Regions from separate parts of the Homo sapiens genome. Here region 2 is linked to region 1. A link is a loop called in an ENCODE intact Hi-C map of the cell type or tissue named here. Cell type or tissue: OCI-LY7. All regions are shown on one strand. Links, peaks and the distances in the headings refer to the core of each region. The heading gives the core; the rest is flanking DNA.

What was found. Hi-C counts contacts between places; a loop is a spot of excess contacts. Peaks named below come from ENCODE experiments on the same cell type or tissue, not always from the same donor. Only the 100,000 strongest peaks of a DNase experiment are listed, where the experiment ranks them.
Region 2: it touches region 1 in a loop (1.9-fold over the local background); 1 of 110 quality-filtered maps calls a loop at or near these places.

The regions. Positions count from the first base shown.
Region 1 is chr21:17,923,834-17,926,643 of GRCh38, reverse strand. It overlaps a transcript of CHODL not described here. Among named protein-coding and RNA genes, the nearest start is that of LINC03147, 40 kb to the right of the region's middle. In OCI-LY7, for the core only: CTCF peaks have their summits at 335, 536 (motif pointing left), 1,232 and 1,434 (motif pointing right); a DNase peak (open chromatin) is centred at 1,453.
Region 2 is chr21:17,774,542-17,777,351 of GRCh38, reverse strand. The region is part of intron 2 of LOC124900465 (a long non-coding RNA gene); the gene reads right to left. Among named protein-coding and RNA genes, the nearest start is that of C21orf91-OT1, 17 kb to the left of the region's middle. RefSeq lists an enhancer at 1,621-1,670. In OCI-LY7, for the core only: no CTCF peak of the experiment used is centred there; a DNase peak (open chromatin) is centred at 1,371.

The sequences.
Region 1 (2,810 bases), core at 285-2,784:
GACAGTGAGTGAGTATCACAAGATCTGATAGTTTTATCACCATCTGGCATTTCCCCTGCTTGCATCTCTCCATGCTGAGGCCCTGTGAAGAAGGTGTTTGCTTCTCCTTTGCCTTCTGCCATGATTATAAGTTTCCTGAGGCCTCCCCAGCAATGAGGAACTGTGAGTTAATTAAACTTCTTTCCTTTATAAACTATCCAATCTCAGGTATTTCTTCATAGAAGTATGAGAATGGACTAATACACTTCAGGAAAAAAAAAAAAAAAACCCACCTTATTTATTTGTTACCCTCAGTAGCTTACTTAATCATTTGTCCTTGTGTAAACAATGTGTGTTGAGACCCTAGGCAAGTATAATTCTGTTGTCTAACCTAAAACAAAGAATTAAATTTTTTTTTCATTTCATAAAGGAAAAGCTAAACTTTTGTAAAATGGCAATACAAATATCAACACATGTTATGTTTAATTAGTTGGACTAATATGAAAGCTGTCTGTGTATCAGCTTTTTAAGATTTTCATCCTGATCTTTGAGAACTGAGCAGTGCGGTTTTGCTGCCCTCTTGAGGAAAGACAAGAATCATTACACCTACTAATTTAGAGTTTTTATGTTCTCATTATGCTTATTGGAACTAATTAAATTACTATTAATTAAACCACAAATTAAAATAAGTTTTGAAATACTAATTGTCTATTAAACATCTCAAATTATATCCTCATGAGTAAACAAAGAAAAAGAATAAACATCTCAAAGAAACTTATAATCACTACATTACTAAACTTTGAAAATAACCAATAAAAGATATTGGGTCCACTATTTGACCTTTCTGGACAACCAACATGGAATAGTCATTTACTCAAAGGAACTCAGAAAGTGTGTGGCTCACTTATAGTCCTGGATTGCCTGTATAAAATGTAATGAATAAAATAACAAAAATAGGAATCATCCAAATCTATTATAAATAAATTTATCCTTTTACTCGCAGGCGAATTTAAAATTTGTGGATGTTAACATACTAAGTTCCTATAATTTAAATCTCCCAATTCATGACAATGAAAAAGCAAACTCCATAAGGAGTAGCTCCTTGTTTATTTATTCAACAAGCATTTATTCAAAGCCTTCTATGTACTCTTTATGAATAATGCCAAAGGTCAGTTGAGAAATCAATGAGTTATTTAATTCTTTCCTATTTGCCCTCTGACACTTCAAATGTGTGGCCAAATTTACACTCAGCATGAAAGTCAGCTATCAGGAAACTGGCCCAGGTGCATACATCTTCACCCATTCTCCACCTGAGCAATCAAACCATTAATATGTATTAAGAGCTCTCTGCCTGCACAGTTCTAAAATTTTAAACCTGTGAAAACTGAGAGTCAACTTTCATGTTATGGACTGGTCACAATTTTGGATATGCACACTGTAGCATGGTACTAGAGTGACCACTAGAGGTCGCATCAGGTGGAATTTACAGAGGCTGCTCATACGCAGATTGGATTCTCCTCAGGGGTGTGTCCTTTCCTTTCTTCCACCCCACACGGCCACTAGTGCCCCCTCCCTTGAGCTTGGCTGCCCAGATTGCTCACTAATGCACTCTTTAACCTAAACTTCCAGTGACTTATGTTCCAGACTATTCTTTTTATAATATTTGCCTTTAGAATGTCTTAATCCTGATTCCCAACTGTATTAACTAATTCAGACCACAGGCTTAATGAGTGATCATTGATTGGTGTCTTTGTCTTCTTATGTAGCATTTTTTTAACAGAGCCAGATAAGGACAAGCTCTGTGGTAATATAACAGAATGATTAGCAGTGCACCTATTTGGTTTTACAAGGTGGATATGATGACAATGTACAAAAAAGAAAAACTTATTTCTGTAGACTTATTAATTTCTACCCTGAATGCAATATCAAGCATGTATTATTGATTTTTATGTTATGTTCAGCTAAAAAGTCCTTCAGTCTAGAGATTTCAGATAATAAAAAGTCCAGGTCAGAACAGTCCCGACTAATTGTATAATGACAATCTCATTTCAAGTTAAAACTTCTCTTCTCTCCCAGCTTCAGACTTGGAAGCCTGCAATGGGCAAATAGGATGAAGCTGGCTTCCTTTCTCTTCCTTGTTCACCTCCTCTCCTGCTAGGTCAGGCCCAGGGAAGAGGAGTTGGCAGGAAAGTGCACAGCTGCTCCATGGTGACACAGTTGTGATCTCACATCATTTCTCTCCGGTCTCCAAGGCTGATTCTCCAATAAAGGGTTTTTGGAGACAGCCCTCGGACACCTTTGCACTAGAGTGCACCAACTGCCTCTCCTCCCACAGGCTACTTACTGCTCCCTCCTGCTGGCCCTTGGGCTTCTGGCTGCCCATTTCTCTCCTCAAGTCCCTTCACCATCAGCTATACTCCAGCGGAGGATGCTGACCAGCTCTCTTTTCTGCATTCACACAGCTTTCACAGGAAATGCTACTTTTATTCTCCCCCTTGTGTACATGCCTTTGCTCCCTGTTTAGCACTTTGTATGGTGCTACCGGGCAGAGGCACCTCCAGCCACAGCCTCTCACCTTTAGCTTCCTCAGGCATGAGCCAAATATCAGACACTCTATCCCTCAAACTCCAAGAGACCCTCACGTTCCTCAACATCCTTCTCTTCCAAAGAAAGGGAGAGGGGAAGAACAGCATGTCAACAACACTCTCCAAAGAATTCCTGACTCTCAGCTTCTTTGACTTCAACCTGTTTCAAAACTCAAGTAAGTGATTGTTTAAAGCTATCTTTGTGTTGCCATCTTTCTAGTTCCACATGAGTAGTTTGGCACCTTT
Region 2 (2,810 bases), core at 194-2,693, 150 kb after region 1:
TTGGGGCTGGTGATTGTGATCATTATAACTACTGATGAGTTACCAAATTCCAAAGTCCCCCACAGATGGTTTGTGTAAACAGAGCCTGTAATAAGCTATCCTGTAGAGACATTTCTTTGAGAAGGTTTTAAACTGCTAACTATAGCACCAGTGATCTTGAAACTTTCACTAGTAGAGGCTTCAACATTTCAATGAGAGGTCACTTTGGGACAGTGTGGTGAGAGTGGTCGCTAAGGAGAGATTACTTGGGAGCCATCTACAATGGTCTAAATGGCCCCTCCTCAATGAAGGGAGGCAGAGACATTTCTGTGAAGTGAGACTGCCCATATGTAGACATACACACATACATACATACGTACATACATTTGCCAAAATGATGTATTTGAGCCAGCATATTAGGTTCTTTTTTTGCTTTTCTGGGTGGCAGTAGTACAAAAGAAGGAGCAACTAGACTAAAAGTCCAAAGGACATGGGAATAAATAATAATAATACATAATAATAAAATGCTATACAAAAACCACCAAGTGCCATGAGTTGTTCTAATACTTTACAATCATTAAATGAGTTCATCCTCTTAACAAACCTAAAAAGTGGGAACTATTACTTTACAGATGGGAAACGAAGGCACACATTTGCATTGACGAAATTATTCTATTATAAGGGGTGGAGCTGGGATTTGAGACAGCCCTTCTGGCTACCAGAGTCTTGCTCCAACTTTCAGTAAGTCTAGTATCTATTGACAAAATGTACTGTTCTTATCGCCTCTTATGACTTACCCCATTTGTTTGGGTTTTTAAGCATCAGCAAATTTGCCTTGCAAGCTGCTCTTGTGCTTAAGAGTTATCTATATGAAAGGAGAAATTATACATTCAAATAGTCATGTGATATTAATTAAATGAACCAGATCATAGATCGAATTTGCTGTTCATAGATGATCTTTTAGTTTAAAAAGTAGGAGACTATAAAAGTGCTGTTTCTTCAGCTATCATTCAAAGGCCTATTCATCAATCTATCCCTGGGTCATAAAAACTCCTATTTTATAACAGGCACATAAACAGATGCCTCCCATAATTCAATGATTCTGCACCCCATTCTATTCATTACCAACAAAGTGTAAAATGCTCCTCTTAAAAAACAGACAACAGGAGTGGCTGGCAAGATGGCCAAACAGGAACAGCTCTGGTCTGCAGCTCCCAGAGAGATCAGTGCAGAAGGCAGGTGATTTCTGCATTTCCAACTGAGGTACACGGCTCATCTCATTAAGACTAGTTAGACAGTGGGTGCAGCCCACGGAGGGCGAGCTGAAGCAGGGTGGGGCATCACCTCAGCTGGGAAGTGCAACGGGTCGGGGAACTCCCTCCCCTAGCCACAGGAAGTCATGAAGGACTGTACCATGAGTAACGGTGCACTCTGGCCCAGATGCTACGCTTTCCCCATGATCTTCGCAACCTGAAGACCAGGAGATTCCCTCTGGTACCTATACCACCAGGCCCCAGGGTTTCAAGCACAAAACTGGGCGGCCGTTTGGGCAGACACCAAGCTAGCTGCAGGAGTAGTTTTTCATACCCCAGTGGCATCTGGAATGCCAGCGAGGCAGAACCATTCGCTCCCCTGGAAAGGGGGCTGAAACCAGGAAGCCAAGTGGTCTAGGTTAGCAGATCCCACTCCCACAGAGCCCAGCAAGCTAAGATCCACTGGCTTGAAATTCTCGCTGCCAGCACAGCAGTCTGAAGTCGACCTGGGACACTAGAGCTTGGTGGAGGGAGGGGCGTCTGCCATTACTGAGGGTTCAGTAGGTGGTTTTCCCCTCATAGTGTAAACAAAGCCTCTCAGAAGTTCAAACTGGGCGGAGCCCACCACATCTCGGCAAAGCTGATACTGCCAGCCTGCCTCTCTAGATTCCTCCTCTCTGAGCAGGGCATCTCGAAAGAAAGGCAGCAGCCCCAGTCAGGAGCTTATAAATAAAACTCCCATCTCCCTGGGACAGAGCATCTGGGGGAAGGGGCGGCTGTGGGCACAGCTTCAGCAGACTTAAACGTTACTGCCTGCTGGCTCTCAAGAAAGCGGCGGACCTCCCAGCACAGTGCTCGAGCTCTGCTAAGGAACAGATGCCCTCCTCAAGTGGGTCCCTGACCCCTTTGCCTCCTGACTGGAAGACACCTCCCAGCAGGGGAAGACAGACACCTCATACAGGAGAGCTCCGGCTGGTATCTGGCGGGTGCCCCTCTGGGACAGTGCTTCCAGAGGAAGAAGCAGGCAGCAATCTTTGCTCTTCTGCAGCCTCTGCTGGTGATACCCAGGCAAACAGGGTCTGGAGTGGACCCCCAGCAAACTCCAGCAGACCTGCAGCAGAGGGGCTGACTGTTAAAAGGAAAACTAACAAACAGAAAGGAATAGCATCAACAAAAAGGACATCCACACGGAAACCCCATCTGAAGGTCACCAACATTAAAGACCAAAGGTAGATAAATCCATGAAGATGAGGAAAAACCAGTGCAAAAAGGCTGAAAATTCCAAAAACCAGAACGCCTCTTCTCCTCCAAAGGATCACAACTCCTCTCTAGCAAAGGAACAAAACTGGACAGAGAATGAGTTTGACGAATTGACAGAAGTAGGCTTCAGAAGGTGGGTAATAACAAACTCCTCCAAGCTAAAGGAGCATGTTCTAACCCAATGCAAGGAAGCTGAGAACCTTGAAAAAAGGTTAGAGGAATCGCTAACTAGAATAACCAGTTAAGAGAAGAACATAAATGACGTGATGGACCTGAAAAACACAGCACGAGAACTTTGTGAGCATACACAAGTATCAA